2 separate regions of the Homo sapiens genome follow, and region 1 is linked to region 2. Evidence: read pairs that join two places in POLR2A ChIA-PET (ENCODE). Cell type or tissue: PC-3. All regions are shown on one strand.

Region 1 (2,500 bases), 63 kb after region 2:
CAACATCTCTTCATAATAAAAACCCTCAACATATTCAGCATTGAAAGAACATACCTAAATAATAAGAGCCTTCTATGACAAACCCACAGCCAACATAATACTGAATGGACAAAAGCTGAACCCATTCCCCATGAGCACTAGAATAGGACAAAGATGCCTACTGTCACCACTCCTATTCAACATAGTACTGAAAGTCTGAGCCAAAGCAATCAGGCAAGAGAAAGAAATAAAAGGCATAAAATAGGAAATGAAGAAGTCAAAATATCTCTTTGCTGATGATGTGATTCTATACCTAGAAAATCCTAAAGAATCTCCCAAAAGGCTCCTAGAACTGATAAACAACTTCAGTAAAGTTATGGAATACAAAATCAATCGATTTTTTTTTTATTTTTTTTGAGATGGAGTCTCGCTGTGTCTCAAAAATATACAATATATACAATATACATTATACAAAAATTAACTCAAAATGGACAAAAGATTTAAAGGTAGAACCTCAAAGTATAAAAATCTTGAAAGACAACCTAGAAAACACTCTTCTCAACATCAGCCATGGCAAAGAGTGTTTGGCTAAGTCCCCAAAAGCAATTGCAACAAAAACAAAAATAGACAAGTGGGACACTATGAGTGGGACACTCACGGACGCAAAGAAAAAGGATGGGAGAAGATAATTTGCAAATTAATCATCCACCAAAGTCTGAATATCCAGAATCTATAGGTAATTTAAATAAATTGACAAGCAAAAAATAAATAACCCCATTAAAAATAGGCAAAAGACATGAACAAACTCCTCTCAGAAGAAAACATTTAAGCCACCAACGAACATGAAAAAATGTTCAGCATCACTAATCATGAAAGAAATGCAAATCAAAACCACAATGAGATACTATCTCATACCAGTCAGCATGACTATCAATAGAGTCAGACAACAAAAGATGCCGGCAAGACTGTGGAGAAAAGGAAATGTTTATACCCTGTTGGTGGGAATGCAATTTAGTTATTACCATTTGACCCAGCACTGGATATATGCCCAAAAGAATATAAATTGTTCTACCATAAAGACACACACACTCACAATTTATTTATCCAGTCATCTGCTGAAGAACATCTTGATTGCTTCCAAGTTTTGGCAATTATGGAAAAGCCTCTATAAACATACATTAGCAGGTTTTGGTGTGGACATAAGTTTTCAACTCCTTTAGGTAAACACCAAGGAGTGTTTTTCCTGGATCATATGATGAATATGTTTAGTTTTGTCAGCAGCTGCCAAACTGTCTTCCAAACTGGCTGTACTATTTTGCATTCCCATAAGCAATGAATGAGCATTCATGTTGCCTCATATCCTCCCCAGCATTTGGTGTTGTCAGTGTTCTGGATTTTTGCCATTCTAGTAGATGTATAGTGTATTTCATTGTTGTTTTTATTTGCATCTCTCTGATGACGTATGATGTGGAGCATTTTTCAAATGCCTATTTGTTGTCTGTATATTTTCTTTGGTGGGGTATCTGCTAAGGTATTTGGGCCATTTTAAAATCAGGGTTTTTTAAAATATATTATTGAGTTTTAAGACTTCTTTGTATATTTTGAATAATAACAGTCATTTATTATATGTGTCTTTTACCAATATTTGCTTTCAATCTGTGGCTTGTATTTTTATTCTCTTGACAATGTCTTTTGCAGACCTGAAATTTTTAGTTTTAAGGAAGTGCAGATTAGCAAGTCTTTTTTTAATGAATCATGAATTTCATGTTTTTTCTAGAAAGCCATCACTAAATCCAAGGTTATCTAGATTTTCTCCTGTGTTTTTATAGGTATTTTATAGTTTTGCATTTAATATATTTAGGTCTGGAATCCATTTGGGGTTAATTTTTGTGAAGAGTTTGAATTTTGTCTAGATTTTGTTTTTTTATATGCGAATAACCAGCTATAGCACAATTTGTTTAAAAGGCTTTCTTTTTGCCATTTTATGTTGTCTTTGTTCTTCTGTCAAATATCAGTTGGCTATATTTATGTGGGTCTATTTCTGGACAATATATTCTGTTGTGTTAATCTATATGTCTGTTATTTTTATGAATTACAAACTGTCTTGATGACTGTAGCTTTAAAGTAAGCCTTGAAGTTAGGTAGTGTCAGTCCTTCAACTTCATTATTTTCCTTAACATCGTGTTGGCTATTCTGGATCTTTCACCTCTCAACATAAACTTTAATAATCAGTTTGTAGTCAGGCATGGTGGTGCACATCTGTATTCCCAGCTATTAGGGAGGCCAAGTGGGGAGGATCACTTGAGCCCAGAAGTTCAAGGCTGCAGTGAGCCAAGATTGTGCCACTCTCCTCCAGCTTGGGCAACAGAGTGAGATCCCTTCTCAATGAAGAAAAAAAATCAATTTTTAAATATTCACAAACTAACATGTTGGAATTTTTACTGGGGTTGCATTGAATTTATAGATCAAATTGGGAAGAACTGACATTTTGACAATACTGTTTCTTCTCCACAAACATGGA
Region 2 (2,500 bases):
GAAAATAATTTTATTAATTTATTATATTTAATACTTTATAAGAGTATATCAAAATGTAATTTTATCTAGATTACATTAAGGATAAAAGTACCCATTTTAAGTGTAAAACTCCTAAATGAGTTTTGACAGATGCATACACTATAAACTGGTGAAATCAACACTTCCTTATTGAAACATTTTTATCATCCCTGAAGATTTCCCGTGCTCCTTTCTAGTCATTCTACAGTAGCTACTGACCTCATTTCTATCACCATAAAATTAGTTCTGCTGTTCTACAAGTTCGTATGAACGGAATTGTACAATATGTGCTCTTTTTTGTCTGGCTTTTTGCTTAACATGATGTTTTGAAGATTAATCCATATTGTTGCATATATCTGTGATTTATTCCTTGTTATTGATGAGTAGTGTTCTATTCTATGCAAATCCCACAATTCATTCATTTATTCAATGGTTATTGAATAAATGAATGAATATTTGGGTTGTTTCCAGTTTGGAGTTGTTAGTAACAAGGCTTCCAGGTACATGTTTGTACATGTCATTGTGTAGATACATGTTTACATTTCTCTTGAGTAAACCCTGAATAGCAGAATTGTTGGGTTATAATCTAAGTATATGATTAACTTTCTAAGATATTGCCAAGCAGTTTTCCGAAGTAGTTGTACGGTTTTACACCTCTCCTCACCAGCTATGTGTGAGAGCTTGAGTTATCCCATATCCTTGGCAAACTTTGGAACTGTAAGTTTTTGTTTATTTTGTTTTTTCTTTCTTTTATAATTTTTAGCCATTTCCATGTGGCTGTGTAGTGGTATGTAATTTTCCTGATGAATAATGAATTTGGTATCTTTTTACGTGCTTATCAACTATTTACATATCTTCTGTCATATATCATCTATACAAATACTTTTCTTATATTTTAATTTGGTCTATTGTCTTTGTATCATTGACATGTTGATATTATTTGTATATATTTACATAAAAGGCCATAGTCAGATATACGTATTTTTTGTGGCTTACTCTTAATTTTCTTTTTTTAACTTTTATTTTAAGTTTAGAGGTATATGTGCAGGTTTGTTACATAGGTAAACTGTGTCAGGGGAGTTTGTTGTACAGATTATTTTATCACCCAGGTATTAAACCCAGTACCCGTGAGTTACTTTTCCTGATCTTTTCCCTCCTCCCACCTTCCACTGGCTCTGATAGGCCCCAGTGTGTGTTGTCCCCCTCTATGTGTCCAAGTGGTCATGTGTTCAAATCATTTAGCTCCCACTTAGAAGTGAGAACATATGGTATTTGGTTTTCTGTTCCTGTGTCGGTTTGCTAAGGATAATACATTCATGTCCCTGCAATGGACATAATCTTGTGCTTTTTTAATGGTACCTTTGGAGATGTGCTTTTAATTAGGATAAAAAAGGATTTATCAATGTTATATGGCTAATTCATGTGTGCATATATGTCCTAAGGAATCTAATTGGATTACTCCACTATATTGAAATTTTCCTCTAGTGTTTTTTCCTAAAGTTTAATAGTTTATTGTTTATGCTTAAATTTAAGATTTATTTCAATATTCTTGTTTGCATGGGTGTGAGATAGAAGATTTTAGATTTTCTGTTTCTACTTTATTTAAAATTCAAGTATGACTTATTTGGAATTTTACATTAATGTATCAAATGACAAAATCTTTTGTTTAGTGCATAACAGAGGCTACATTTATATATTTCCTAATTTTATAACTCCATCTTTGGCACACTCCTAATTAAAGAAAGAGGAAAGAGATTAATGAAAATGTGTGAACATCATGTTTACTATTTTTGTATTTTGAAGTATATAAATATCCCTCATTTTCCAATTGATGGATGGTGGAACAACAACGAAAACAATTATTGTTGTCATTTTCAGAGTGCTAAATATCTGCTAATTAGATGATGATGTTAATTTAATTGTCCACACTTATCAACTGGTAAATGAGAGGATCAGAATATGAACACAGGCACTTTGATATTAAGGATTTTTTATTTAGCCGCTACTCCCACTGTTTTCCTCCAACAAAGGCAGAGGTGTAATATTTGGTCCAAGAGCCATAACACTGCTGCAGTGGGACAATTCCACTGGTAGATCTGTATCATGAATCTTGTTGGTGCCATTTCATTTTAATAATAATACTGAAAATCTGATAATTTTTAATAGAAACCTAAATTGCCTGATTATCATTAAAATCCTCCAAAGATGTAGCCATAATGCACCTCTGTTACCCTTGGCAGAACTTCTCTGCTCGTTAATAAAGGACACCGTACTGAATGCAGGTCTGCTCTCTCCCAGTGGCAGCTCAGCCAGCTTCCATCATTTTCATTAGCCCTTGTAAGTTTTTAAGTGTGCGAAAAACAGCTCAGAAAAGTTGACTTGAAATCTTTGGAATGTTCAACCCAGAGAGTAGCAATTAAAATTCTTAAATGATAATAATTATGGCTGAAATATTTTATATAAAAAACAACTATTTGATATT

The links. ChIA-PET counts read pairs that join two places held together with the same protein. Peaks named below come from ENCODE experiments on the same cell type or tissue, not always from the same donor. Only the 100,000 strongest peaks of a DNase experiment are listed, where the experiment ranks them.
Region 1: POLR2A ChIA-PET joins it to region 2 with 5 read pairs; 2 of 35 experiments call an interaction of 5 or more read pairs at or near these places.

What each region holds. Positions count from the first base shown.
Region 1 is chr11:124,284,872-124,287,371 of GRCh38, forward strand. No RefSeq gene overlaps it. Among named protein-coding and RNA genes, the nearest start is that of OR8D1, 28 kb to the right of the region's middle. In PC-3, no CTCF peak of the experiment used is centred here; DNase peaks (open chromatin) are centred at 920 and 1,360; H3K27ac peaks cover 797 bases.
Region 2 is chr11:124,222,039-124,224,538 of GRCh38, forward strand. The region is part of intron 1 of LOC102724410 (a long non-coding RNA gene); the gene reads right to left. Among named protein-coding and RNA genes, the nearest start is that of OR8G1, 18 kb to the right of the region's middle. In PC-3, no CTCF peak of the experiment used is centred here; no DNase peak of the experiment used is centred here; H3K27me3 peaks cover 1,682 bases.